2 separate regions of the Homo sapiens genome follow, and region 2 is linked to region 1. A link is an interaction called in ENCODE POLR2A ChIA-PET data of the cell type or tissue named here. Cell type or tissue: CD4-positive, alpha-beta T cell. All regions are shown on one strand. Each heading gives the region's core, and the rest is flanking DNA. Links, peaks and the distances in the headings are about the cores only. Region 1 overlaps VPS33A (VPS33A core subunit of CORVET and HOPS complexes). Region 2 overlaps MLXIP (MLX interacting protein).

The links. ChIA-PET counts read pairs that join two places held together with the same protein. Peaks named below come from ENCODE experiments on the same cell type or tissue, not always from the same donor. Only the 100,000 strongest peaks of a DNase experiment are listed, where the experiment ranks them.
Region 2: POLR2A ChIA-PET joins it to region 1 with 5 read pairs; 6 of 35 experiments call an interaction of 5 or more read pairs at or near these places.

The regions. Positions count from the first base shown.
Region 1 is chr12:122,237,168-122,252,627 of GRCh38, forward strand. It overlaps VPS33A (VPS33A core subunit of CORVET and HOPS complexes), which reads right to left. Exons shown (of 13, transcript NM_022916.6): 5 at 13,816-13,932; 6 at 12,704-12,878; 7 at 7,402-7,595; 8 at 5,215-5,341; 9 at 2,711-2,778; 10 at 1,420-1,557. Among named protein-coding and RNA genes, the nearest start is that of DIABLO, 19 kb to the left of the region's middle. In CD4-positive, alpha-beta T cell, for the core only: no CTCF peak of the experiment used is centred there; DNase peaks (open chromatin) are centred at 6,984, 7,734 and 7,994; H3K4me3 peaks cover 2,582 bases; H3K27ac peaks cover 3,392 bases.
Region 2 is chr12:122,102,314-122,117,773 of GRCh38, forward strand. All of the region lies in intron 1 of MLXIP (MLX interacting protein), which reads left to right. Among named protein-coding and RNA genes, the nearest start is that of MLXIP, 31 kb to the left of the region's middle. RefSeq lists enhancers at 6,477-6,796, 9,809-10,103. In CD4-positive, alpha-beta T cell, for the core only: no CTCF peak of the experiment used is centred there; a DNase peak (open chromatin) is centred at 6,392; H3K4me3 peaks cover 224 bases; H3K27ac peaks cover 909 bases.

The DNA of each region.
Region 1 (15,460 bases), core at 3,247-11,246:
CAAAAACAAGAGTGGCCTTTTCCTTATTATAAGTAACACAGGCTTAATTTAAGTAAACCTGCTAAGCAACTGTCATCAGAAATTTGCAGAAAGTTCTTTTCCTCCGTGGTATAACTGCGGAGTTAAGAACATGGGCGCTACACTCAAATTGCCTGGTTTACCACTGGCTGTGCCACTTACCAGCCAGGTAACCTTGGGTGAGTTACCTAAACTAGTCTGTGCCTCAGTTTTTCATCCATAAAACTGGGACGATAGCAGTCTCTAACTCACAAGGCTGTTGTGAATATTTGTTGTTGTTGTTATGGTAACTACAGTTAACAAGGAAGTATTGTGAAGATGAAACAAATGAATGCACATAAAGTTTTTCTTTTTTTTTTTTTTTTTTTTGAGACGGAGTCTCGCTCTGTCGCCCAGGCCGGACTGCGGACTGCAGTGGCGCAATCTCGGCTCACTGCAAGCTCCGCCTCCCGGGTTCACGCCATTCTCCTGCCTCAGCCTCCCGAGTAGCTGGGACTACAGGCGCCCGCCACCGCGCCCGGCTAATTTTTTGTATTTTTAGTAGAGTCAGGGTACAGAGCCACCGCGCCCGGCCTATAAAGTTTTTCCAATAGATCCTAGCACATAGTAAATGCTCAAGAAATGTTACCTATTATTATTATTTTTTACTTTTTGTAAACAAGCTATGTTGCCTAGGCTGGTTTTGGACTCCTGGGCTCAAGCAATCCTCCTAACTCAGCCTCCTGGGTAGCTGGGACTGCAGACACAGCCACCATGCCTGGTAAATTTTTGTATTTTTTTTGTAGAGACAGGGTCTTGCTATGTTGCCAGGCTGGTCTTGGCCTCCAGCGATCCTCCTGCCTCAGCCCCACAAAATATTGAGATAACAGAGGTGAGCCACTGTGCCCAGCCTGTTAGCTATTATTATCACACAAATACAATAAACAGTGATGGCTACCAAGACCAATTCCTCTAGGTGTTAAAAAATTTATACAACAGTCGTTACAAGATACCAAAATGGCAGCTTTGTAATTTTTATTTTTTTTAATTTTAAATTTTTTATTATTATTTTTTGAGACAGAGTCTCACTCTGTTGCCCAGGCTGGAGTGCAGGGGCATGATCTTGACACACTGTAACCTCCGCCTCCTGCGTTCAAGCGATTCTCCTGCCTGATCCTCTCAAATAGCTGGGACTACAGGTGCATGCTACCATGCCTGGCTAATTTTTGTATTTTTAATAGAGATGGGGGTTTCACCATGTTGGCCAGGCTGGTCTCAAACTCCTAACCTCAAGTGATCCACCTGCTTTGGCCTCCCAAAGTGCTGGGATTACAGGCGTAAGCCACTGTGCCCGGCCCATGAAGTATTTTTTAAAAAGATGCTGTCCCCCTTGGCAAATTAATAATTTAAAAATATACTCACCTGGAGAATCTCTCTTTTGTAATAATCCAAAACTTTTTGTTTGAGCCCACTATTACACACGGATTGGAGGCAAACTAGTCTTAACACCTTGATCAACGAGTGCTTTTGGGCGATACAATCCTCAATGTAATTGTTGACCTGGAAATAAAGTAGCATACATATACATATACATTTACATATACATACACACACACACACACACACACACACACACACACACAATACATGGTTTAGGAACTTAACTTGATGTTTATTATTATTTTTCAAAGTCCAATAAAGGAGATACGTGGGAAAATGAGTTATTTTTCCACAGTCCCTAACCCTTCCCCGAAATAGCTCTGCTAGCCCCAGCCACACACACACCCTGGCCACCACACACACACACACACCCCACACACACATACATACATACACACACACACACACACACACACACCCCCCAGTGATCAGGCCAAGTCACTGGAGCCCAAGGCCGCTGAGAATACAATTGGTCACTCCATATGCCTGTCTGGACACGTCTGTCTCTAAGGACACGCTTCTGAGAGGCTACCAGATGTCTACTCCATTTCAATAGTATCAACAACTAATCTAGCAAAAAGTATCAGTAATTGTTTTATGTTAGGAATTTTCATAAAGTGAATAATTTAAAATTTGTTAATAGAGCTATTTAAAGGAGTTATATAAGAAACTCTTTCAAAAGAGCAAATACCTTATCTAATACAGTCTTAAAAAGATTTGATTTTAGGGGCCAGGTCTCATGTTGCCATGTATGGCAGAAAGTGTCTTGCACAGAATAATGTTAAATATCTGTTACTTGATAAAATCTACACTTGCACATTTTGCATTTGCTCTTAAAAATATTTAAGTGGCCGGGCGCAGTGACTCACGCCTGTAATCCCAACAGTTTGGGAGGCCAAGGTGGGCGGATCACAAGGTCGGAGATCGAGACCATCCTGGCTAACATGGTGAAACCCCGTCTCTATTAAAAATACAAAAAATTAGCCAGGTGTGGTGGTGAGCGCCTGTAGTCCCAGCTACTCGGGAGGCTGAGGCAGAATGGCGTCAACCCGGGAGGCGGAGCTTGCAGTGAGCAGAGATGGCGCCACTGCACTCCAGCCTGGGCAACAGAGCAAGCTGGGTGACACACAGTGAGACTCCGTCTCAAAAAAAAAAAAAAAAAAAAAAAAAAAAAAGGCAAGGCATGGGAATCAAAGCAATTGGTTTTCTGGCTATAATCTGAGGTTTAATAAGCTTTCAATTACTTGTTAAAGAGGTTTTTTTGTCCACATACCTTATCAGTGTCTATTCCAGACATAAACTCCTGTTCCACGGTTAATTTATCAAAAAAGTCTTCAGAAGCTAAAATGAAATTAGCAAATTTGCAACTTAGAAATTAAATGTTAATTTACTTGAGTGGCATGCTTTTATACACAGAGCACGATTCAGAAACTAGACATGTGGCTGGGCACGGTGGCTCACACCTGTAATCTCAGCACTGTAGGGGGCCGAGGTGGGTGGATCACTTCAGGCCAGGAGTTCAAGACCAGCCTGACCAACATGGCCAAACCCCATCTCTACCAAAAACACAAAAATTAGCTGGGTATGGTGGCACACACCCGTAGTCCCAGCTACTCGGGAGGCTAAGGCACAAGAATCACTTGAGGCGGGGAGGCGGAGGTTACAGTGAGCCAAGATCACACCATTGCTCTCCAGCCTGGGCAACAGAGCGAGACTCTGTCTCAAAAGAAAAGAAACCAGACATCATGCAAAAAAGCAAGCAAGCAATAAGTTCAAGTCATCACCTGAAGAAAATCTTTTAGGAAACATGGAAAACGCTAGGCCTCTGCACTCCTAAGTTACACTAGATACAGTCGACAAGTGCACTCTTTTGTATCCTTAGGATTTCAGTACAGACCCCAGAATGAGCGTCAGTATGAATGAAAGCTAATTTCTCAAGAACATTTCATTTTCATCATTAGGTTCAACCCAATTTCAACTGGTTTCCACTCCTATGAACAGGGAAACAAAGGACTGATTTTCCGATAACTGTGATTTACTTAAGATTCGAAGTATACTTCATAAAACAATCTCCTACTCAGCTTTTACAGCCCTGTGTTGTAACAAACAAACAAACTCATGTCTGCTTTAATAGATGTCTTCTGAGCTCTTTCAAAATACTCAACATATACTCTTTGTACCAATTCTGCACAGAATATTCAAGGGAAGAACATGCGCCAATAAGTAATCCTTCAAAAAAGGAAAAAAGCTGCTGGCCGCGGTGGCTCATGCCTGTAATCCCAGCACTTTGGGAGCCAAGGCAGGCGGATCACCTGAGGTTGGGAGTTTGAGACCAGCCTGACCAACATGGTGAAACACCATCTCTAGTAAAAATAGAAAATAAGCCAGGCGTGGTGGCAAGTACCTGTAATCCCAGCTACTTGGGAGGCTGAGGCAGGAGAATCACTTGAACCCGGGAGGCAGAGGTTGCGGTGAGCCAAGATTGTGCCATTGCACTGCAGCCTGGGCAACAAGAGTGAAACTCCGTCTCAAAAAAAAAAAAAAAAGAAAAAAAGCTAGACTAAAAAAATTAACCATCTCAGATTATGATGGCAAACTTATGGATAATTTTTTTCTCTTATCTACATTCCAAATATTTTTCATATAAATGATAATGAAAAAATTTGAGTTAAAAAATGGACCCTTCCTCTCTTTCTCTTTTTCTTTCTTTCGTTATTTCGAGATGGAGTCCTGCTCTGTCGCCCAGGCCGGAGTGCAGTGGTGCAATCTTGGCTCACTGCAACCTCTGCCTCCCGGTTCAAGCAATTCTCCTGCCTCAGTCTCCTGAGTAGCTGGGATTACAGGTGCCCGCCACCACACCTGGCTAATTTTTGTATTTTTAGTACAGATGGTGTTCCACTATGTTGGCCAGGCTGGTCTCGAATGCCTGACCTCAGGCGATCCACCTGCCTCGGCCTCCCAAAGTGGTGGGATTACAGACATGAGCCACCTCGCCCAGTCTTTTTTTTTTTTAATGGAGTCTCGCTCAACCAGGCTGGAGTGCAGTGGCGTGATTTCAGCTCACTGTAACCTTTGCCTCCAGGGTTCATGTGATTCTCATGCCTCAACCTCCTGAGTAGCTGTAACTACAGGCATGTGCCACCATGCCCAGCTAATTTTTGTATTTTTAGTAGAGACAGGGTTTCGCCATGTTGCCCAGGCTGGTCTTCAATTCCTGGACTCAAGTGATCTGCCTGCCTCAGCCTCCCGAAGTGCTGGGGTTACAGATGTGAGCCATCATGCCTGGCCAACAAATGGAACATTCTTTTTGTTTTGTTTTTCGAGATGGAGTCTCACTCTGTCACCCAGGCTGGAGTGCAGTGGCGTGATGTCGGCTCACTGCAACCTCCGCCTTCCAGGTTCAAGCAATTCTCCTGCCTCAGCCTCCCAGGTAGCTGGGACTACAGATGCATACCACTGTGCCTGGCTAATTTTTGTATTTGTAGTAGACATGGGGTTTCATCATGTTGGCCAGGCTGGTCTCAAACTCCTGACCTCAAGTGATCTGCCCGTCTTGGCCTCCCGAAGTGCTGGGATTACAGGCATGAGCCACCATGCCCCGCCTGGAATATCCTTAACTATTAACATATGTATACTTCATTAACACTGAGAAGAACACGTGGTATTAAGACAGAGCTGACTCTCCCGAAGAGGCATTGTGGTGTTGATGACCTAGGTGTCAAACGTTGTATGTGCAAGTAGCCCCAGACTGAAACAATCATTACAAAGGATACTCACTAGTGACATCTTTGATCAATTCTGCAATTGAGGTATGGTTTGCAAGCGAGCCCCTTGCTGCCTGCATGTGGGGCAACTGGGAAACAAACTGCTTGATCTCCCCCACGGTCTTAGCATTGTGTCTTTCCTGAAATAAACAAGAGAGCAGTGCCTCAAGCAGGGAAGATAGTTTATTTATTTTATTTTTTTGAGAAGGACTCTCGCTTTGTTGCCCAGGCTGGAGTGCAGTGGCGCAATCTCGGCTCACTGCAACCTCCGCCTCCCAGGTTCAAGTGATTCTCATGCCTCAGCCTCCCGAGTAGCTGGGATTACAGGTGCCCACCACCATGCCCAAACTAATTTTTGTATTTTTAGTAGAGACAGGGTTTCACCATATTGGTCAGGCTGGTCTCGAACTCCTGACCTCAGGTGATCCACCCACCTTGGCCTCCCAAAGTGTTAGGATTACAGGCGTGAGCCACCACGCCTGGCCGATATTTTAAGTGCTTTGTTTTTTGTATTGTTCAGAGGATGTTTCATTTATATTAATGAGAAAGGAAGAATGGAATACAAATAAATCATTACATTACATAAAAAAAGAGAAAAGAAAAGTATATATATGACTGAAATAATAGAGGTCATGGTGCCTGTCTCCTGAATTAGCACTTCTTTAAAGAAGCAAATGCCTCAGAGTCTGTCTTCCAATGTACCAGCTTAAACACTGTGTCAGTATTTTGTGGACATCTGAGTATTGGTGAAAGATAGTACTATATAAACCATACAAATTTCTGAGTAAAAAACTAAGACAAAAAATTATGTTTAGAGGGTACCATAAAGAGGAAAAGTTTCCTGTGTAACAGAAAAAAATCCATTTTTTCTGTTGACCCTCAGTCTTTTATTTGATGTTGAGACAGGGTCTCTGTCGCCCAGGCTGGAGTGCAGTGGTGTCATCACAGCTCACTGCAGCCTCCGCCTCCTAGGCTCCTACCTCAGCCTCCCAAGGAGCTGGGATTACAGGCACACGCCACTGCCCAGCTAGTTAAAAAAAAAAAAAGTTTTGTAGAGACAGTGTCTTGCTGTGTTGCCCAGGCTGGTCTAGGACTTCTGGGCTCAAGCGATCCTCCTGCCTCAGCCTCCGACAGTGCCGGGATGACAGGCGTGAGCCACTGTGCCTGGCCTGAACCTTAGTCTTGAGTATAGTCTATGAACAAAGCGAACATAGCTTGGTGATGATAATATTTTTTGGCAAAATTTAATAACTTAAACCAAAAGTAACTTCAGAAATATGAAAATCAATTAATGAACATAATTCCTGAGAAAGATAAAATCTGGAATTACATGGCCTAGTTCCAAGCCAGCCTGGGCAACGCAGGAAGTCCCCATCTCTACAGAAAAAAAAACAACAAAAAACTCTGCCAGGCATGATGGCATGTGCCTGTGGTCCCAGCTACTCGGGAGGCTGAGGTGGGAGGATTGCTTGAGCCTGGGAGGTAGCAGCTCAGTAAGCCATGATTGTACCACTACACCCATCCTGGGAGACAAAGCGAGACCCTGTCAAAAAAAAATCTAGAACTACATACTCAGTGAAAAATTCATTTTCAAAAACTTCCCATTTATGTTTCCAAAGTTGAAATATTCAGACTTTATGATCTTGTTGAATTCCCATGTTTCAAAAAGGAGCCTGAGCAAGAATAAACTAGTGAACGGGCAAGAGGAGGCAGGAAGGTGATAATGAAGCCACCAATTTCAAAGCTCGGGGTTGCTGGGGATTTCAGTCTCATTATCACCTGCCACACGTGCTGACTTCCCCTGCCGCAGTCACACTGGCTAAACTTGAGTTTTCAGCATGAACCACAAGTTCTATTATAGAGGATTCTTTATTTGTAGTACAGATGGCTTCCTCTTAGGCAAGGTAGGAAATAATTTAAGACGATAAAGCAAATGTTTATGATGGAAGTCTGTAAACTGCACACACTTGCGCCTCCACCTACCCTCCACACAAAAAGAACTTTACGCAACGCGGGTCTGAGAAAGTTTAAAATGAAAACCTCGGATCTTCCAATACTGAATCTGCAGTTACTGAAGATGAGAAAAGTTGCATTGAAGCCTGGTTTAATGGCTACATATTTTTGGAGCTCTTATTCCCCTCAGGGGTGGGCATCTACCTGAGGCCTAGAGTTGCAGAATGACACCCAAAACTTGCCTCACCTCGAATGCTGCAGAGATGATCTTTGCTTTCTTGCTGAGCACAGAGCCAACTGCGTTGAAGTTCTTATCTCGGATCTCAGCATAGAGCTCCTCTGCAGAATTCAGCTGCAGCTTCTTTGCTTCCGTGGGGAGGTCCTTACCACCATCGCCCTGTTTCTTAGGTGCAAATTTCTCTGGAGGTAATTTCACATAACCTGAGCAGCAGTGGAAGGGAATAAGCACCTGTGTGCAATGACTGGAAGAACCAATCCGGTAACCAAGCACAAAACAGAATTTCCAACTCAGGAGAAAATGGAAGACGGCAAACGACACATAGCTCTGAGCTTTTGATTTTCCATGATCAAAGTACAGGAAGTAGTGACTCTAATACTGATACCACAGTTCTCATTATCTTTGGGGCACCTATATAAACCACATGCAGCAATGTCCACTTCCTAAACTTATTCAGGGATTAGGTCACTTTTCCACTCAGAAAACTTTCAAGGATCTCCCCATTGACTTTTAGTATTTTTTCAAACTGTAGATCATGTTCCATTAGTGGATCATGAAATCAAGCTGGTGGGTTGCAAGTAGCATCTTAAAACCAAAACCAAACGAAACCAAAACAAAACAACAGTACCAAAAACAGCACAGAGTAGAAAATACAAAAGCTTATCACACGCTGTTAGAGAAGCTAGTGGTGGCTTCGTTTTATTTTTTTTTTAAATAAAACTTTTGTTTCAGTTTAACATGCACATGCATACATGTGTGTATATACTGGCTCATGATATAAAATACATTTCTTACTGTGGATTGGAATCCAAAATAGTTTAAAAGCCATCCTAGAACAAGAATTAGAAACTACGGTCTGAGGACCAAACTCTGTTCACGTTCTGTTTTTTTTTTTTTTTTTGAGACGGAGTTTCACTCTTGTCACCCAGGCTGGAGTGCAATGGCACGATCTCGGCTCACTGCAACCTCCACCTCCTGGGTTCAAATGATTCTCCTGCCTCAGCCTCCTGAGTAGCTCAGATTATAGGCACCCACCACCATGCCCGGCTAATTTTCTTGTATTTTTAGTAGAGACAGGGTTTCACCATGTTGGCCAGGCTGGTCTTGAACTCTTGTCTTCAGGTGAGCCACCCTCCTGGGCCTCCCAAAGTGCTGGATTACAGGTGTGAGCCACCATGCCCAGCCCACTTTCTGTTTTTGCAAATAAAGTTTTATTGGCACATGGCCACAGCTATTCTTTTTGTATTGTCTATGGCTACTTTCACATGACAATGACAGAGACAAGGAGGTTCCTCTGTATGACCTGCACTTTGTAACAAGCAAAAGCCTAAAATACTTACTATCTGGGTCTTTATAGAAAAAGCTGTACACCCTGATCTAGAATAAGCTTCCAAATTCCTTAGCATGGTATCCACTTCCTCTGCGAAGTAGCCTTAATCTCCTTCTCCCTACTCTGCTCCTGCCAAGCCAAGTGAGTCCCTATTTTCCTGGAACACCCCACATGTGCTCATGAACTACGGATGGCATGGAGCTGGTGTAACTCTGCAGTAAAGCAATTTGGCAACATGTACCAAGTGCCTTTCACCCCAAAAATCCTGCATCAGGGAATCCAGGGAAAGAAAATAATCTGATATATGAAAAAAATCTTATGTAGGCTGGGCACAGTGGCTCACGCCTGTAATCCCAGCACTTTGAGAGGCTTAGGTGGGAGGATCTCTCTCTCTCTCTTATTTTATTTATTTATTTATTTATTTATTTAAGAGGGAGTCTCGCTCTCTCGCCCAGGCTGGAGTGCAGTGGCGTGATCTCAGCTCACTACAACCTCCACCTCCCGGGTTCAAGCGATTCTCCTGCCTCAGCCTCCTGAGTAGCTAGGATTACAGGCGCCCGCCACCACACCCGACTAATTTTTGTACTTTTAGTAGAGACGGGTTTCACCATGTTGGCCAGGCTGGTCTCGAACTCCTGACCTCAGATGATCCGCTCACCTCAACCTCCCAAAGTGCTGGGATTACAGACATGAGCCAGTGTGTCCAGCCACTTTTTGGTTTTTTAATTGAGACACAGTCTCAGTCTGTCACCCAGACTGGAGTGCAGTGGCACGATCTCGGCTCACTGCAACCTCCACCTCCCAGGTTCAAGCAATTCTCCTGCCTCAGCCTCCCAAGTAGCTGGGATTATAGCCACCCGCCACCATACCTGGCTAATTTTTTTTTGTATTTAGTAGAAATGGGGTTTCACTATGTTGGTCAGGCTGGTCTCGAACTCCTGACCTCAGGTGATTGGCCCGCCTTGGCCTCCCACAGTGCTAGGATTACAGGCATAAGCCACCATGCCTGCCCTATACTGTGGATTTTAATGTAACGATTACAGTATGCATACACTAGGAAAATGCTCATTAGCATACCAAATCAAAACTCAGGTTTGAAACTATTTGTACAACCTGATTCCATTTTTTGTTAACTACAATAAACTACACAAGGGGAAAAAAAGACTAGGAAATAATACCACAATATTAACAGTGGTTGTCCCAAGGTTTGGGGCCACAGGGCTGTTGGGGTAAGGTTGGAGGATAATAACGGATCTATGTTTTCTTCTATTTTTCCAATTTTTTTCCTAATCAATGTTTGACTTACATTACGAAAAAACTTGCTACAAGGAGGCTGGGAATTTATACATATTTTTTCTCTTCTTGGAAAATCCCTTCCCACATACCTCCCACCCCTCCTATACAGCTGTCCCTGGGCCAACTCCCAGGCCGCCTCTCCCCCCACCATTCCCCATCCTGAACTTCAGAGCTCTTCTTTCATGCCTTCCTGGGTGCTACATGCTCTGGGACCACCCTGTTTCTTTGATTTCCACCCACAACCCAGCATAGGGCTCTCCTGAAATAAATTCCTCTGTCAATAAATAGAGTTTTAAAAAGTATTAAAGGTGCCATTTTTTTGACAAACAATAATAATAAGACTTTTTACAATCTTATCACTAAAGACCTTCCATACGTGTGGAAACGCCTCCTCATGCATGTCTCTCTCTCCGTCACCCACGTCATTCATTCATCCATTCTTGTGGTAAATTGCACATAATATAAAAATTACTACTTTGTTTTACAGTGAATGATCCAGTAGCATTTAGTACATATACAACATGGTAGGACCACAGCCAGTATCTAGTTCCACACTTTTTTATCCCAAAGGGAAACCCTGTAGCCAATAAGTGGTGACTCCCCATCCCCTTCCTGTAGTCCTGGCAACCACGAGTCCGTTTCCCTCTGAATTGCAGGCCCTTCCTCTCTTCCTTCCTTTCTTTCTTTTTAAATATTTAAAAAAATTTTCACCTATTTTATTATTTTTTTGAGACAAAGTCTCACTCTGTCACCCGGGCTGGAGTGCAGCCGTGCGATCTTGGCTCACTGCAAGCTCCACCTCCTAAGTTCAAGCGATTCTCGTGCCTCAGCCTCCTGAGTAGCTGGTACTACAGGCATGCGCCACCAAATCCAGCTGTGTGTGTGTGTGTGTGTGTGTGTATTTTTAGTAGTGATGGGGTTTCACCACGTTGGTCAGCCTGGTCTCAAACTTCTGATCTCACGTGATCTGCCTGCCTTGGCCTCCCAAAGTGCTGGGGTTACAGGAGTGAGCCACCGCGCCTGGCCTCATCTTTCTTACACATCCCTCTCCTCAGGCCTTCCCTTGGCTCCCTGTGACTTCATTCAGGATGGCAATAGAGGCCGGGGACTATGCAGACGAGGGAAGAAGGCCAGGCTGAGACAGGTGTAGGGGTCTGTGGTGAGGCAGGGAGCTCTAGACACTCTGGGTCCTGGCCACCAGTGGGAGCATGGCCTCTTGCCAGTGCTTCCAATATTTTTCGTCATGGCCTAATTCAGGATTATTACTTAAAATGTATCACATTCTAAAGCTGACAGAAATAAATATCATGTGGGCCAAAACCAGCCAAACCAAACATACTTGTGATCTACCTAATCACCCACCAAGGCCAGGCACTAACCAGCCATCCACATCTTCCATAGAGTGGCCTCGACCTTCTGTACCAGCCGTTTTTCTAAAATATTTCTCCAGCCATGCACTCCACTCAACCACGTTGCTTGGCTCGTCATGACTCTGTGTATGATGCCGACTGCCCCTGCCCCAGGATCTCCAACTAAACTCTCCACGTCTTTCCAACCAGCACAAACGCCACTGCTTCTGCCGCCTTCGTCAACTACTGCCGGCTGCAAGGATGTGTGCGTCGCAAATGCCAGTGCCCTCTGAGGGAGACCCTTGGCCTCTGCTCACAGGGGACAAGGACCGGCCTGGGCACTAAAATTCTGGCCAACTCTTGTGTCACCGACAACTGCAATTTGCTCAGATGTCACTGAATCCTAGTGTCTGAAAGTCAGAGGTCAGTATTTTTATTGTTTCAAGGGTTCTCTGATTTCTATGTAAAGGAAGCAGCTTTCTAAAAACTGACCCTTTGGAGGCATGGTCTGATTATTCCACCTCCAGTTATTTCCAGTTTTTACGGTATTCTTAGTTATTTTTTATAAATATATTATAAATATAGTTTGGAATACACATACATATGCAGACACATATATAACAACCTCTAATTGAAATAGGCATGGCTACGCAGTTTTTCATGTTCCACATTTATTATTTTGATGGTTCCAAATATTTTCTTTTTTTTTGAGACAGTCTCACTCTGTCGCCAGGCTGGAGTGCAGTGGCGCTCTCTCGGCTCACTGCAACCTCCTCCTCCCGGGTTCAAGCAATTCCTCCATATCAGCCTCCCAAGTAGCTGGGGCTACAGGCATGTGCCACCACACTCAGCTAATTTTTTGTATTTTTAGTAGAGACGGGCATCTCACCATGTTTGCCAGACTGGTCTTGAACACCTGACCTCAAGTGATCTGCCCGCCTTGGCTTCCCAAAGAGCTGGAATTACAAGTGTGAGCCACCACACCCAGGTGGTTCCATAATATTTCATAATGTACTCAACCACTGAGATTGTTTGGAAAATTCTGGTAAGAAAATGGAAATCGAAATTCTTATGCAAACCTCACTGATCCTCTTTTTTGGAATGATTCCTCAAGGCACATTCTTAGGCTTTGGGTTTTCTTTGGCCAAGGGTTAGAAAAGTTTTATGTGTTGCTAAATTGCTTACAAAAAGGTCTGTATTAATCTACACTCTGAATCATTAAAATCGGATCTCTGACTTTAAATTATGCTTAAGTGTGCAATATACAAACAGTAGCCTCCACAAAGGATATTCTTCTCATATTACCTATTAGTGAAAACAGATGTCATGTACTTACTGTTCTGAATGCCATAAATTTCATCAATGAGTCCTTCATATGTCAGCTGAGTGGCAAGAGGTGTTAATAAATCCACATTCCGATCAAGCAACAAGAGATTATCAAAAACAGGAAATATTGAATTCTGGCTTCCTGTAAACTCTCTCTTCATCCTGATCATCATATTGGCCACTTGCTGGAAACAAAACATTGGATGAGGTGGGGCCCCCCTGGGAACAAGCAGATTTTAAAATTTGTCTAAAACCAGAAAGACAATCAAAAAAGTAAAAAAGGAGAAAAACTGGAAGAGTGCATTGCTTAGAAATAAGCAGCTCTAGAAAAGCACCTTGCTGTTGGCACCCATCCCGACACTTGCACCAAGGCAGCTGCCATTTGCCAATGAGGCATAAAATCAGGTCAGTCTATTCTTGTGATTCGCAGTAGTTATGTTCTATGAAGTCACTGCAAACACTAAATTAGCGAAGATGGAACCACTGTTCCTAGGAGAAACGCAGACTTAGGTTCCTGGGAGCCTCTGGTCTCAACGTTTCTGTCAATTGATCAATACGTAACCCAGTTTTATATGTGTTTCTGCTTAAAGATGCCTGACTTAACATAATTGTTGATCACTCACACTGAACTGACAGCCAGCAGCTCTGTGACTCGTGCCTGAACGAAGCGTCTCTGACACACGTAATGTCTCCGCCAGGCACACCACAGCCTTCTTGTGCACAAGACACCCGACTGCACCTCAGTCCTACATTTGCAGGCCATTTTAAACAGTGAAATCACCAAAAAAAGTACACACGTGTGGAAAATATGACAGTGAGACTGTGAAAAGTACACTTGTTTGCAGTCTGAGAGCTGAAATGGGAAGGTGGAGTGTCAGCTGCCTCAGTTGGGAACATGCGCAGTGGTTACTCAAACTGTCACCACTGTGCACGCCGACAAAAGCACCATGAGTACTGACTTGGAGGGTTATAAGTGCATTTTAATCAGTAGGCAAATTCATGAGTACAGTATTCATAAATAATTAAGATCAACTGAATTTGTTTGTAAGGAGCTTCCCGTTCCTCCTCCCTTTTGGGGTGTGAAGGGCCCTCCTTTACCACCACAAAGCAGCCGGTTCTCACCCGAGCGCATTCTCCTTTCCCAAAGATCTGGGGGATCGTTCCATACAGAGCTTGCAGGGTCATCAGCCCCTTGGCTGCGTGGTACAGGCTCGTCTGGTCACCCTCCAGGTAGCACTCCTGTGAGGGAAAAGGCCAATTATTGCCAGGCCATGGGGGCCTCCCAGGGGCCCATCTCTGTTCCTGGGGCTGGGGTGCAGCGACAGACAATAAAATCATTTCCAGTTATTTCACACTGTGCCAGGAAAATTGGGGACTCAAGTTCATTTTCCAAAACTGCTGCCTGTCAGACCAGGCGCTGAGGCTGGCAGCCCCAGGGTGGGTGCAGCCGTGGAAGCACCTCTCCTGGGCAGAGCCGGGGCTTCTGGGAGAAAACTGTTCACCCAGCATGCCAGCTCTTCTGAATCAGCTCTTAAATAAAAGACGGAAGAATACAGACTTACACTGAACGATGGGTTCCCATTCACTGGTGAGAGTAAACTCTGGTAGGACATGCTGGGAGAGCGACATGCTAATACCCAGAAATGCAAAAGACCACAGGACGAATACTTTATTGTTTTCAAAAAGGATGAGGCAGATTTTCATGACAACTGACAACTGAAGGCCACAATCTGTTGAGTATGATCTCATTTTATAAAAAATATATATTTTTGCATTGAAAAAAGGACCTCCAACTCAGCAAACTATCACAAGGACAAAAAAACAAACACCGCATGTTCTCACTCATAGGTGGGAATTGAACAATGAGAACACTTGGACACAGGAAGGGGAACATCACACACCAGGGCCTGTCGTGGGGTGGGGGAAGGGGGGAGGGATAGCATTAGGAGATATACCTAATGTAAATGATGAGTTAATGGGTGCAGCACACCAACATGGCACATGTATACATATGTAACAAACCTGCATGTTGTGCACATGTACCCTAGAACTTAAAGTATAAAAAAAAAAAAAAGAAAAAAGAATCTCCAAAATACACACAAAACCACCTGGGAAGGCTAGGTGCAGTGGCTCATGGCTGTAATCACAGCACTTTGGGAGGCTGAGATAGGAGGATTGCTTGAGCTCTTGAGTTTGAGACCAGACTGGGCAACATAGTGAGACCCTGTATCTATAAAAAATTAAATAATTAGCCAGGGATAGTAGCATGCATCTGTATCTGAGCTACTCAGGAGGGTAAGGCAGGAGGATCACCGGAGCCCAGGGATTTGAGGCTGCAATGAGCTATGTTCGCACCGCCACACTCCCCTCTGGGCAACAGAGCAAGACCCCATCTCTTTTTTTATTTTTATTTTTATTTTTTTTTTGAGATGGAGTCTCGCTCTGTCGCCCTGGCTGGAGTGCAGTGGCGCGATCTCGGCTCACTGCAAGCTCCACCTACTGGGTTCACACCATTCTCCTGCCTCAGCCTCCCAAGTAGCTGGGACTACAGGCGCCCGCCACCACGCCTGGCTAATTTTTTTGTATTTCTTAGTAGAGACGGGGTTTCACCATGTTAGCCCTGATGGTCTCGATCTCCTGACCTCGTGATCCGCCCACCTCGGCCTCCCAAAGTGCTGGGATTACAGGCGTGAGCCACCGCGCCCAGCCGACCCCATCTCTTTAAAAAAAAAAGAGAGAGAGAAAAAAACCACCTGTGAGGTGAGAG
Region 2 (15,460 bases), core at 2,968-10,967, 140 kb before region 1:
AATGGCCAATAAACATGTGAAAAGATGTTTAATACCATTAATCGTTAGGGAAATGCGCTCAAAACCACAGTAAGAGGCTACTTCACAGCATTAGCCTGTGGAAAGTGTGGGAGAGCATCGAGATCCATTCCCTCTGTGTGCTGGTGGGAATGTACAATGGTGCAGCTGCTGTGGAAAACAGTCTGGCAACTCCCCAACACATTAAACATGGAGTTACCATGTGACCTAGCAATTCCCTTCCTAAGAATCTCCCCAAGAGAAATGAAAATATAGTTCCTACAAAAACTTGTACACAGATGTTCACAGAAGTATTAATCATAACAGCCAAAAGTTGGAAATAGTCTAAATGTCCACCAGCTGATGAATGGATTAAACAATGTGATATATCTGTGGATAGGAATATTATTCAGTGGCAAACAGGAATGGAATGCTGACACATGCTACAACATGGATGAGCCTTGAAAACATGACACAGAGTGAAACAAGTCAATCCCAAATGGTTACATACTATATGATTCCACTTATGTGAAATATGAAACGTCCAGAATATGCATTCATGTAGAGACAGAAAGTGGATCAATAGTTGTTTAGGGTCGAAGTGGAATAACTAAAGAGTGTGGGCATTTCTTTTAAATGCTCTAAAGTTGTGATGGCAGTTGCATAGCTCTCTGAATATATGAAACACGATTGAATTGTACACTATTTTTTGAGACAGGGTCTCGCTCTGTCACCCAGGCTGAAGTGCAGCGGCATGATCACGGCTCTCTGCAGCCTCGACCTCCCAGGCTCAAGGCATTTTCCCGCCTTGGCTTCCCAAGTAGCTGGGACTACAGGTGTACGCCACCATGCCTGGCTAATTTTATATGTATGTATGTATGTATGTATGTATTTATTTATTTATTTATTTATTTATTTATTTATTTATTTTTGAGGCAGAGTTTCACTCTTCTACCCAGGCTGGAGTGTGGTGGTGCAGTTTTGGCTCACTGCAACCTCCACCTTCTGGTTTCAAGCGATTCTCTTGCTTCAATCTCCTAAGTAGCTGGGATTAGAGGCGCCCGCCACCATGCCCGGCTAATTTTTGTATTTTTAGTAGACACGGGATTTACCATGTTGGCCAGGCTGATCTTGAATTCCTGACCTTGTAATCCACCTGCCTTGGCCTCCCAAAGTGCTGAGATTACAGGCATGAACCATTGCACCTGGCCTTTTTTTTTTTTTTTTTGAGACAGAGTCTCGCTGTGTCACCCAGGCTGGAGTTCAGTGGCACGATCTCGGCTCACTGCAACCTCTGCCTCTCTGGTTGAAGCAGTTCTCTGCCTCAGCCTCCCAAGTAGCTGGGATTACAGGTGCCCACCACCACACCTGGCTAATTTTTGTATTTTTTTTTTTTTTTTAGTAGAGACAGGGTTTCACCATCTTGGTCAGGCTCGTCTTGAACTCCTGACTTTATGATCCTCCCGCCTTGGCCTCCCAAAGTGCTGGGATTACAGGTGTGAGCCACTGTGCCCGGCCTAATTTTGTTTGTTTTTTTTTTTTTTTGTAGAGACAGGGTTTTGCTGTGTTGTCCAGGCTGGTCTCTAACTTCTGGGCTCATGTGATCCTTCCGCCTTGGTCTCCCAAAGTGCGGAGATTACAAGTGTAAGCTACCGTGCCTGGCCAAATTGTACACTTCAAATGAGTGAACTGTGTGGTATGTGAACTATATTCCAATAAAGCTGTTACAGAAAGCATGTGGTACCAATTAATAGTCCCACTAGTGTTATTTAAGAGGGTCCAACTCCTTACATTATCCCCAACCCTTGGGTATCATTACTATAATTTAAAAACTTCAATCAGCTCTATTAAGGTATAATATGTAAACAATAAAATTCACCCTTACAAGTGTACTGATTTATAGTTTTGGCAAATGTATGCACACATGTGACCACTGCAATCAATATACAGAACATTTCCATGACCCCAGAAGGTTCCCTCGCGCCCTTCCCAGGCATCCTCTCCTTCCCTATCTGCGCACTATCACTGTGAATCAGATTAGTCTTTCCGTGTGTTTTGTATAAATAGAATCAGACAGTTTGTATCCTTGTGTCTCGCTTCCTTTGTTCGGCATGTTTTTAAGACTTATCCATGTTGCTGTCTGCACCTGTAGTTAATATTCTGTCGTATAGATATAGCAGTGCGTTTTCTCCATTCATGTGTTGGTAGATGTATTTGATTTATCTTCAGTTTTCTTGTTTTTGGCTTTACCATAATTACCTTTTCTTTTTTTTTTTTTTTTTTTTTTGAGACGGAGTCTCACTGTCTCGCCCAGGCTGGAGTGCAATGGTGCGATCTTGGCTCACTGCAACGTCTGCCTCCCGGGTTCAAGCAATTCTCCTGCCTCAGCCTCTCGAGTAGCTGGGACTATAGGTGCCCGCCACCACGCCCAGCTAATTTTTTTGTATTTTTAGTGGAGATGGGGTTTCACCACTTTAGCCAGGATGGTCTTGATCTCCTGACCTTGTGATCTGCCCACCTCGGCGTCTCAAAGTGCTAGGATTACAGGCATGAGCCACCACACCCGGCCAGCCTTTTTTCTTGTAGAAGAATCCTTCTGCCTTCCCCCCGTGGCTCTGACCTTTTGAAGGGACTGGCCCAGTTGTCTTGAAGTCCGTCCCACAGTCTGCATTTGTCGTTTCCTGGTGAACATGTTTCCTTGCTCCCCGTGTTTCCTCTAAACCACTAAATCACGTGAGTCCTGAAAGGCTTTGTTAGATTTAGGTGAAACATTTTTGGTGGGTGCCTCATGGGCGATCACATCAAAGGTCCATACTGTCAGGTGGGCCCACTGTTGGTGGTGCTAAATTGGGCCATTTGGTTCAGACCTTGACAGCCACATCCTTTTTATCTCTGCAGTTAGTCACTGGGGAAGCTTCACTGATTGTGGAGCTCCTTACACCTTAAGGACTAAGCTTTTTTCCTAATGCCTCTCTCAGTTTGACACTTACCTTCTAACTTTGCTTATTGATTTTTTTTTTATTTAGAAGAGATTTTTCACGGGTTTTTTTTTTGGAGACGGAGTTTCGCTCTTGTTGCCCAGGCTGGAGTGCAGTGTTGAGATCTCAGCTCACCACAACTTCTGCCTCCCAGGATCAAGAGATTCTCCTGCCTCAGCCTCCTGAGTAGCTGGGATTACAGCCGTGCCCGGCTAATTTTGTATTTTTAGTGGAGATGGGGTTTCTCTGTGTTGGTCAGGCTGGTCTAGAACTCCCGACCTCAGGTGATCTGCCTGACTCGGCCTCCCAAAGTGCTGGGATTACAGGAGTGAGCCACCGCGCTCGGCTGATTTTTCACTTTTATGTGGTCAAAACACCCATGGTACAAAAGAGGTATCTCTCAAAAACTTCCCTTTTAGAGGCGGAGCTTGCAGTGAGCCGAGATTGTGCCACTGCAGTCCGGCCTGGGCTAAAGAGCGGGACTCCGTCTCAAAAAAAAAAAAAACTTCCCTTTTATAAGCCCTTTCCCCCCCTTCTTTTCCTCCTCTCTCTCTTGTTCCCTTCTTTCTCTGTCTGCTTTACTTTAGAACCTGATGTGACAAATTAGCTTTGATTCCTATTCTGTCATCGTTTTGGACTATAGGTTCAGACTATAGGTTCACACTTAAGTGTGAGATGTTGGCCAACTGGCATTTCCATCGCTTCACTTGCTCTTCTTTTTCAAGGATTTGCCTGTTGCCCAGGCCAGCCCCTGGCTGGGAAAAGTAGCAGCAAGGTTGGGACTTTGATCCTAGGCTCTGCACTGTGGGTGGTGTTATCTCAACTTATCCTCTGTCTTCAAAGCTGCAGACCCATTTATGGTGGTGATGGAGAAGGGAGGGAAGAGCATGGGCCAGAAGCCAAAGCTGCTCGTTTCTGGAGAAGGCCTCCTGATTCCCTCTGCCTGAAACCCTTTTCTCTCCCTTCTTTCCCTGGTTAACTCCTGCCCGTCCTTGGAGACTCCGCTCAGGCATCCTAATTAAGGAAAACACCACTGGGTGCCCCTCCATTGCACTTCCATACACTCCACACATGCCTTTGCTCACTCAAAGGAAGACCTTTCTGTCTTCTGCATTAGCTCGTGAGGTCCTGAGGGCAGAGCCAGGGATGGCATTGTCACTGTGTTGTCACTGTCTGTGCAGAGCCTGACACATCGGGCTTTTGGTAAGTGTTGCTGGGATGTTCCACTCCCTGGCCTGCAGAGGGTTTCTGTATGGTGTGGATGCATTTGATTCCTGGTGGTGAAAGCAAGATGGAATCGCAGGTTCTTTTTTTTTTTTTTTTTTTTTTTTGAGATGGAGTCTCACTCTGTCATCCAGGCTGGAGTGCAGTGGCGCGATCTCGGCTCACTGCAACCTCCGCCTCCCGGGTTCAAGTGATCCTCCTGCCGTAGCCTCCTGAGTAGCTGGGACTACAGGCCTGCACCTCCAAGCCTGGCTAATTTTTGTATTTTTAGTAGAGATGGGGTTTTACTATGTTGGCCAGGCTGGTCTCAAACTCCTGACCTCAGGTGATACACCCACCTTGGCCTCCCGAAGTGCTGTGATTACAGGTGTGAGCCACAGCACCCGGCCTTCACTGCTCTTGATTCCCATAGATTCATGGAGCTGAAAGAGAGGTAGCAGCATCAGCTGCACCAGCTGCACTAGCTTCCGGGTGCAGGACTCCAACTGGGCCCACGCCTCTCCTCTGAGAGCACTGGCAGGGGTTCAACGTCACCAGCCCTCCTCCTTGTGTTCTCCTCTGTCTGTCGCCCTCTCCCAGGTTGTCCACTCTGTAGCTTGACTAAGAGGCACTTGATAAGGGTCACTGCTGTGAAGTGTGCCTGAGAGCTGATGGTGCAGGCAGTCATCAGGCCCTTGGTGGCATTTCCTCGTGGCGGGAGCTGGGGGTTCAGGTGACAGGACAGCTGTGAAACCCCCAGCTGCAATTCCTGTGTAAGGGCTAATAAAGACATTTCTGCCTGTGCTGTCGCTCTTGGTGGGATGCATTTGCATTTTCCTGGATGTACCTAATCTCACAGCTCTGGTGCTCTCCAGCTCCGCAGCACCTTTGTTCAGCATCCCCCCACAGTCGTTCCCCCTCTTCCCATCCAGAGTCACGGTGAGGCTTGGCCACAGTGGCCTAGAGGCTTTAATTGTGCGGTTCCCACAGCACAGTGAGTCAGACAGCCCTGAACGTCTTGGGAAGCATCAGCTGAATGTATGAATTCTTTTTACTGAGAACCTCCTGTGTTCCAGATAGAAAGTCAGTCTGCTCTAAATACCTGGCTTCATTTCATTCTTACCACAGCTCTGTGAAGTAGTTTTCTTTTTTTCCCAAAGAAAGTGAAGTTCTGAAAGGCCAGGTGTCTGTCCAAGGCTGCAGAGCTGGCAGGCAGTTGGACACTGACTGCCCTCTCCCGGCTCTCCTGTGGCTGGTGGTGACAGGGTGGTTAGAAAAGTGTCTTTTCCGAGTTGGCCCTGATTGAAAAGGGGGATTTGGGGGGACATTGTCCTCCCCCAGCTCTCCTGTGACCAGTGGTGACAGGGTGGTGATAAAAGCATCTTTCTGAGTTGGCCTTGATTGGAAGGTGGGGGGTTGCGGGGACACTGCCCTCTCTGGCTCTCCCCTGGCCGGCGGTGACTAGGTGGTAATAAAAGTATCTTTCCAAGCTGACCCTGATTGGAAGGTGCGCCATGTGTCCCCTGCGAAGGGCAGCCTGGCCTGTGATGCTGCTGATGGAGAAGATGAATTTTTATGACATTAAGACAGAATCAGGGCCGAAAGGGGTGGTTCACACCTGTAATCCCAGCACTTTGGGAGGCTGAGGCGGGTGAATCACGAGTTCAAGAGATCAAGACCATCCTGGCCAACACGGTGAAACCTCGTCTGTACTAAAAATACAAAAATTAGCCAGGTATGGTGGCGGGCATCTACAATCTCAGCTACTCAGGAGGCTGAGGCAGGAGAATGGCTTTAACCCAGGAGGCAGAGGTTGCAGTGAGCTGAGATAACACCACTGCAACTCTAGCCTGGCGACAGAGCGAGACTCCATCTCAAAAAAAAAAAAAAAAAAAAAGACAGAATTAGATTTCCTCAGTAAAATCTGGGATTTTGCCATCAGAGGAATCATATTATCATTCTTCCTTATGTCAGGAAAGGGTAGCAGGCCCTTGTACATAACACGAGGACTGAAACTTTATAGTCAAAAAATCAACATAAATGGTTGGCTTCAAGTTTTGTTCATAATTACTCTCTCCCTGCTCGACTCCTCCCCACCTCTAAATGCACGCTGGCCCCCAAAGATCTGCAGGAAGGAGAAGACACAAAATCTCCTTCCCATGTGGGTCACGCCCTTTCATTAGTCCGTGAGCTCCTGCAAGGCCTGTGTTTTGCTTTCACTTGTGTGTGGAGGGAACCAGCAGTACATCAGGGACTTCGGTTTTGAGAAATGAGTGCCCATCACTGTCTAGGCAGACTTCTTTTTCCTGCTCTGTAGTTTTTCTTAAATTATGTGTGTCTTACAAATTCTCATTCCATTTTAGTCTATTCTTCCAGGAGGCCTTCAAGCAGGGGTAAATGAAAGAGAGAGACATTAGTCACTCTGACCTTGACTTTTAGTGACTAAACCTGTGCTCACCCTCATGTGAAACTATAAAAAATATAATTTCCTTTTTAGGTGGCACAATCTCAGCTCACTGCAACCTCTGCCTTCCGGGCTCAAGTGATTCTCCTGCCTCAGCCTCCTGAGTAGCTGGGATTACAAGCGTGCACCACCACACCTGGCTAATTTTTGTATTTTTAGTAGAGATGGGGTTTCACCATGTTGGCCATGCTGGTCTCGAACTCCTGACCTGAAGTGTTCTGCCCACCTTGGCCTCCCAAAGTGCTGGGATTACAAGGCGTGAGCCACCACGCCCAGCTAATTTTTGTATTTTTAGTAGTGACGGGGTTGCACTGTGTTGGCTAGGCTGGTCTTGAACTCCTGACCTGAAGTGATCCGCCCGCCTTGGCCTCCCAAAGTGTTGGGATTATAGGCATGAGCCACTGTGCCCAACTACTTTTTGTATTCTTAGTAGTGATGGGGTTTTGCCATGTTGGCCAGGCTGGTCTCGAACTCCTGGCCTTAAGCGATCCACACTGGGATTACAGGTGTGAGCCACCGTGCCTGGCCCAAATTGTTGCTTTTCACAGACAGGAAAGAAATGTAGATATATGGAATGCTGACAAAGATGTAATCCGTTCATACGTCTCAGGAGAGACAGAAGGGCTGTTTGACCTCAGATGGGTTGGCTGAGGAGATTTGCAGCATGTCTGAAATACAAAAACTGTTTCTACAGCTTGCCTTCGATTTAGAGTAGGCTCCAACTCTTCTGCCCATCCCAAACTCCTTTGCTACTTGGAAGGTTAATAAGTTGACTAAAAAACACCCATGGGAAGAGGATGCAAAGGAGAGATTTAGGTTGACAACTGATTCTCAGTAGCAGATGGGAGAAAGCATCTTTAGCAGGCAAAGGGAAAATGGATTTTATTTTGGAATTTCTATTATGTGATGAGGGCAGTACAAAGTTGTTCGTATGCTTTTTTGAATCCTCTTCCTCAAATAAGCCAGAATCCTGTGGTTGCAGTGGGTGTTACAGGATCCAGCTATTCTTCCTTTTGCCGAATGGAAGTGGGTGTGACCCCAACGCATCCCTGCTCTGGGTGCCTCTCATTTTTATTCTTTAGGGCCAGGAACTCTCTTTCTGGGGAGGGATACAATTCCAGACCCTTAAAACTGAAAATAATTGGGAACAATCTTTACTGAATTATCTCTTGTCTCAAAAAGGGAAAAACCTATTTAAAGCCTATTTAGGTTTAGGGTCAGGTACGGTGGCTCACGTCTGTAATCTTAGCACATTAGGAGGCCGAGGCAGGAGGATTGCTTGAGGTCAGGAGTTCGAGATCAGCCTGGGCAGCATGGGGAGATGCTTATCTCTCTTTTTTTTATTTTTTGAGACAGAGTTTTGCTCTTGTTGCCCAGGCTGGAGTGCAATGGCGCGGTCTTGGGTCACTGCAACCTCCGCCTCCTGGGCTCAAGCAATTCTCCTGCCTCAGCCTCGTGAGTAGCTGGGATTACAGGTATGTGCCACCACGCCCGGCTAATTTTGTATTTTTAGTAGAGACAGGGTTTCTCCATGTTGGTCAGGCTGGTCTCAAACTCCCAACCTCAGGTGATCCACCCGCTTCGGCCTCCTAAAGTGCTGGGATTACAGGTGTGAGCCACTGCACCTGGCCTGGGAGACGCTTATCTTTACCAAAAAAATTAAAATTTAGCTGGGCATGGTGGTGCATGCCTGTAGTCCCAAATTCTTGGGAGGCTGAGGTGGGAGGATCACATGAACCCAGTAGTTCAAGGCTGCAGTGAGCTATGATCATGCCACTGCACTCCAGCCTGGGCAACAGAGCTAGATCCTGCTCTTCAAAAGAAAAAAAAATAAAAAAAGGGCTGGGCGCAGTGGCTCACGCCTGTAATCCCAGCACTTTGGGAGGCCAAGGTGGGCGGATCACGAGGTCAGGAGATCGAGACCATCCTGGCTAACATGGTGAAACCCCGTCTCTACTAAAAATACAAAAAATTAGCCGGGCGTGGTGGCGGGCGCCTGTAGTCCCAGCTACTCAGGAGGCTGAGGCAGGAGAATGGCGTGAACCCAGGAGGCGGAGCTTGCAGTGAGCCGAGATGGCGCCACTGCCCTCCAGCCTGGGTGACAGAGCAAGACTCTGTCTCAAAAAAAAAAAAAAAAAAGTCTATTTATAGGTCTTGGCTACCTGGCGAGTGTTACCTTATCCTTTTAAATGCATCAGACAGCTTCAGATTTCTTTGACTTGTAAGTAGGCTGTGTAGCTGGCAGTGCCTTGAAATGACTAATAGTGGTGATAATATCAAATTTGTTTTTTGTCAGTCTTCATAGGTGCTTAGAAACATTTGCAAGTATGATCTGTTTTTATTACATCTCTGGTAGCCAATTTCTAGAGTCTTGACTCCAGGTGTGTACTCTGGCTAGAGAATGCTGTTCCTTGATTTATTGCCTCTTTAAGCCAGGTGTCTGCAATTGGGTAGAGTTTTTCATTCTTTACATAAACATTTTACCTTGGTGAATATTTAAACCAACTACCAACTGAATTACCTTTTTATGAAGGTGCTAGGGAAAAGCTGTATTCTTTGGGGACAGTCATGCTTAGTACTGAATATAATGGAAACCTTTCCCTGCTGCCTGTGGCTTAGCCGTTTGGTCAGGGTGAGGGTGGCAGCTGCCATATCAGCTAGGTGGGGCTATGTCAAACACAATAAAATGAGGATAGTGCTTGTGTTTGAGTGGTATAACTGCGTGATTTGGTTTTGTTTTGCTGTTTTTTCTTTCTAAATTTCCTTTTTATATTATTTAGAAATGTTAGAAAAATATGATCAGAAATGTGAAGGAGGTTCATGAAGCAAATTATAGCAAACCAGATAGCTTTGGATTTCTCTTTTTAAGTAGGTTAAGTAGTGTAAGTAGAATAACATTCCTTAATTTGGTATGGTGATGGCCCAATTTGAAGTGGGGTGCTGCCTACATTAATTGATTTATTAAACATAATCCCAATCAACATATTAAAATAGTTTTCTTTTTTCTTTTAGAATAGTTTTATTTTGAGATTTGTCAACATGGTCATAAAGTTCACTTGAAAGAATAGTAGGCAAGAATTCTAAAATTGTTTTAAAAGATGATGGGTGCTAACCTTACTTAGATAGTAAAGTATAGCACAGAGTTGTGGTGATTAAATTAGTGTGATGGCAGCACAGGATTGGACACAGGTCAGTGGTGATGCAGGGCCCAGAACAAGCCCTGGTATAGGTGAAGATGCAACATATGTTCAGAGAAGTGTCGTAAGTCATTGTGGGAAGATGAGACAATGAGATAACTAGTTGGAATTTGTTTTTGTGAGCTGTGTAAAGAACTAAATTGATTTTCTCCCCAGATGAATCAGAGTTATGTAAAAAGTGAAATCATTAAAAATGTATGTACAGGCCGGGCGTGGTGGCTCACGCCTGTAATCCCAGCACTTTGGGAGGCCAAGGCAGGCGGATCACAAGGTCAGGAGGTCGAGACCATCCTGGCTAACACGGTGAAACCCCATCTCTACTAAAAATATATATATAAAAAAATAGCCGGACGTGGTGGTGGCGGGCGCCTGTAGTCCCAGCTACTCAGGAGGCTGAGGCAGGAGAGTGGCCTGAACCCAGGAGGCAGAGCTTGCAGTGAGCCAAGATCGTGCCACTGCACTCCAGCCTGGGCAACAGAGCGAGACTCCATCTCAAAAAAAAAAAAAAATGTGTGTACAAAACCCATAAGAAACAACATCCAGAAGTGGTCCCAAATATATGTATCTATGGGAAGGGGGTGTATGATGAAGATGGACCTTTAGTTTAATGGGGAAAGATGGATTATTTAGGAAATCTTACCTAAAGCAGGATCCCTACATCATCCCTGTACATTCATTCCACCAAATAAATCCTAGTTGGCTTTATTGAATTGAATGTAACAAGGGAAGCCGTGAAAGTTCTAGAAGGAAATAGGTAAGTGTTTTCAAAGTCTTAGGCTAGGAAAAGCCTTGTTAAGTACGACACAAAAAACAGAAGCATAAAAAAAGGACTTCTAAATTTTGACTATGTTAATGAAAATTAGTGTTTATCACAGCATTGTTTATTTGAAACAGCACGTCTGTTAATATAAATGTATGTCTGTGGGGAAATGGTTAAGTAGATTATGATAAATGTGTACAGTGAAATATTCTGTATATAAAAATAAAATAATATAAAACTTTATTGGCATAAGATGTCTGTGACATATAAGTGAAAAATGGGTTATAAAACAAACCTGTTCCTACCTATTTAAGCATTATGTTATTCATATATATATGGATTTTTTGGTTTTTTCTTTTTGTTTTGAGACAGGGTCTCACTCTGCCACGCAGGCTAGAGTACAGTGGTGAGTTCACAGTTCACTGCAGCCCTGCAGCTTCCACCTCCTGGACTCAGGTGCTCCTCCCACCTCAGCCTCCCGAGTAGCTGGGACTACAGGCATGTACCACCACACCTGGCTAATTTTTGTATCTTTTGTAGAGATATGGTTTCGCCATGCTGTCCAGGCTGGTCTCGCTCTTCTGGGTTCAAGCGATCCACCCACCTCAGCCTCCCAAAGTGCTGGGATTACAGATGTGAGCCACCACATCCAGCCTATTTATATATTTTTATCTTTATTTATATACATACATAGTCAGATGAATATGTATTGCCAAGACTTAAGGGCCAACTTCAGAGTTAGAACAGTCCATATAACTGCCTTCATTTCTTTTTTTTTTTTTTTTTTTTTGAGACGGAGTCTCGCTCTGTCGCCCAGGCTGGAGTACAGTGGTACGATCTCAGCTCAGTGCAAGCTCCGCCTCCCAGGTTCATGCCATTCTCCTGCGTCAGCCTCCCGAGGAGCTGGGAGTACAGGCACCCGCCAGCATGCCTGGCTAACTTTTTTGTATTTTTAGTAGAGACGGAGTTTCACTGTGTTAGCCAGGATGGTCTCGAACTCCTGACCTCGTGATCCGCCCGCCTCGGCCTCCCAAAGTGCTGGGATTACAGGCGTGAGCCACTGCACCCGGCCTTTTTTTTTTTTTTTTTTGAGACAGCATTTCACTCTTGTTGCCCAGGCTAGAGTGTAATGGCACAATCTTGGCTCACCGCGCAACCTCTGCCTCCCAGGTTCAAGTGATTCTCCTGCCTCAGCCTCCTAAGTAGCTGGGATTACAGGCATGTGCTACCACACCCGGCTAATTTTTGTATTTTTAGTAGACAGGGTTTCATCATGTTGGCCAGACTGTTATCAAACTCCTGACCTCAGGTGATCCACCCACCTCAGCCTCCCAAAGTGCTGGGATTACAGGCGTGAGCCACTGCGCCTGGCTGACTGCCTTCATTTCTAATACCAAATGCAAGTTGGGGAGTTCCCAAAACCACCCTCAGTTTCAATAATTCACTAGAAAAACAGAACGCACTGAAAAGTATTATATTCATGGTTGCAGTATATTATAAGGAAAGGATTCAAATTAAAATCAGCCAAGACGCAAGTTTTTACTGGACTTGATCCATTCTACCCCTGTGGTTGACCTTTAGTTTCTAGCCCCGCCCAGATGTCTGGCTAAGACCTTTAGTTAGCCTTTCCTCTGGAGGTTGGAACTGATACCCTGTGCTCCAGGCCCCCATTGTAAGTCAGATTGGTAACTGTTCTGTGGCCAAAGCCCCCAGGCAAACAAAGACACTCCCATCAGGCAGAACTAATTTCTAATTCCAGGGGCCTAGAATTCACCTCCCAGCAGCCCAGGGCAAAGGCTTGACCTCTCTTTGGGAAGGTGACTTCTTTTTTTTTTTTTTTTTTGGTGGGGGGGGACAGGGTCTCACTCTGTTGCCCAGACTGGAGTGCGGTGGCACGATCTCGGCTCACCTCAACCCCCACCTCCCGGGTTCAAGCGATTCTCCTGCTTCAGCCTCCTGAGTAGCTGGGATTACAGGTATGCGCCACTACTGCCCGGTTAATTTTTTTATTTTTAGTAGAGATGGGGTTTCATCATGTTGGCCAGGCTGGTCTTGAACTCCTGACCTCAAATGATCCACCTGCCTCAGCCTCCCAAAGTGCTGGGATTACAATCGTGAGCCACCGCACCCAGCCAGGAAGACTACTTCTTTGCTACACAATATTATCACCAAAATGTAACAGGTTATTTCTAGGTGGCGGAATTGAAGGTGAGTTTGCTTTTGTTCTTTGCACTTTTCCTTTTTGTTTGAATTTTCTTTTATTATGGATAGATATATATTTTAATCAATAAAACTACAAAAGCTTAAAAGATAAAAGTGAAAACTAAATCTCTGAACGGGTGGGAGGGCAGGCAGGGAAGCAGTACAAGAAATTCTAAAGAAAAACCAGTAGTGGCTGGGCGCGGTGTCTCACGCCTATAATCCCAGCACTTTGGGAGGCCGAGGCAGGTGGATCACCTGAGGTCGGGAGTTCAAGACCACCCTGGCTAACATGGTGAAACCCCGTCTCTACTAAAAATACAAAAAATTAGCTGGGCATGGTAGCGGGCACCTGTCATCCCAACTACTCAGGAGGCTGAGGAGGAGAACTGCTTGAACCTGGGAGGCAGAGGTTGCAGTGAGTGAAGATCGCACCATTGCACTCCAGCCTGGGCAACAAGAGCGAAACTCCTTCTCAAAAAAAAAAAAAAAAAGACCAGTAGAGATGACTACACAAATATGTAACCTACATTCAAAAGACATGCCATAAAAACAAGTAAAAGACAATGAAAATCCTAGGGGAAACATTTGCAGAAACATCACAAAGCATTAGTACCACTAATATTATAATATTGCGAATATAAAATAGCAAGGGAAACAATGGCTGACACCTGGGCACAGCTGTAATCCCAGTACTTCGGGAGGCTGAGGTGGGCAGATCACCTGAGGTCAGGAGTTCAAGACCAGCCTGGCCAACATGGCAAAACCCTGTCTCTACAAAAACACAAAAATTAGCCAGGCATGATGGCAGTACCTGTAATCCCAGCTACTTGGGAGGCTGAGGCAGGAGAATCACTTGAACCCGGGAGGTGGAGGTTGCAGTGAGCCAAGATCATGCTGCTGCAATCCAGCCTGGGTGACAGAGCGAGACTCCATCTGAAAACACACACACACACACACACACACACACACACACAACATTGACATTTCAATGACTGTAAATGACGTGTAGTCTGTTTACCAGTAATGTCCCAAAGCCAATTTCCCGGCTTTGACATTGTGCTCCAGCGATACAAGAGCCACCACTGGGGAAAGCTGGGTGAAGGGTACGTGGAGCTCTTTGTTCCATTTGTGTGACTTCCTGAGAGTCTATAATTACTTCAGAATAAGTTTTTTTTTAATTTTATTATTATTATACTTTAAGTTTTAGGGTACATGTGCACAACGTGCAGGTTTGTTACATATGTATACATGTGCCATGTTGGTTTTTAGAAAAGGCAAAGGGCATGGGCAAACAGCTCAGAAAATATGGGGCACATGGCTAACGCGCAGGTTTTTAATTATGAAATTTCATTAACAAATGATGCAAATTGAAGTGAAATACCAAGTTTGCCTCTTGCAAATCTGGTTTCATCTCCAGTCCGGAGGAGCACCTTGGGGTCTGATTGGGGTTTACTCTTCTGGCGAGGAAACCTAGGACTCTGGCTTTAAATGGTGCCCTGCCCAGGGGTCCCTGCCCCTGCCCCTGCCTGAAAGTCCACTTATGGCTTGAATCTGACAGGAAACTTAAGAACATGCCCAAGAAGCTCCTAAAACTCAGGAGCATGCCTCACCATGCCCAGCATTGACCACGTGCTGGGCCCAGGCCCTCATATCTGCTATGGCTGACCCAGCTGTCCAGTGTGGTGGATGTGGTCACTGTTTTGCAGAAGGTGGGCTGGGCCGGGCCAGCCTGGGTGACGAGGCCAGAAATGGAACCACTCTGCTTTCTTTGTTGGTTAGAAGTGGTCTAGACATGGTGGTGTCTGTCCTCTAGTGGAAGGCCTGGACACAGCCCATCCCAGGCAGGGTGAAGTCACCATTGCAGGCAGGCACATCTTGCCTGGTATCCACTCCCTCAAGTTGCCCTATTTTTGGGTGGTCATGGAAATGATTACTCCCTGCTTTTCACACAGAAAAGACAAACATACACCCTCACAAACAAGCTGGCACGCATGTGGGCGGAGCACCTGCAGGCACTCGAACACTCGCACACTGGAGTGTGCACCAGCCTTCCCGCCACAGCCCTCGGATCCTACTTCTCCAACAGGATGTTCTTTGAATGTAAGAAAAAAGATGCCAAGAGATCCACGAGGAGGATGGAGCAGGACCTGAAACCCCCTGGGGTTCCTCCATAGGAGACTCTCTGCTCGGGCAGGTGGCCCGACATGCACACTGCCCCTCCTGTCAAGCCATTGGCAGTGGCCCCTCCCGCGTGCCAGCTCCTCAATGAACCTTTGTTCGTCTGTAGCCTGTTAGCTTTGGCTGCTGGCAGCCTGTGGGACCAGGCCCACATCCCAGGACTAGCCGATAGAGACTGCCCTTTTGAAGCAAGTGAATTGGACTCCTGGAAGAGTCATTCCTCCACTCCCTCATTGAAACCACCTAATAACCGTGATCCTCATATCTGGATCTGGTGCACAGAATTGACTGATATATCTGTTTTTGTGATGAATTGCCTTCCGCAATTAACTAGAAGCCCTAGAATGTCTTGGACCTTGCCTGGTCTTTTTTCCTTGTTTATTTTGAAAAAGTAATACAGTAGTCCCCCCTTATCTGAGGGGGTGTGTTCTAAGACCCCAGTGGATGCCTGAAAGCTCAGATAGTGCCGAACCCTGTATAC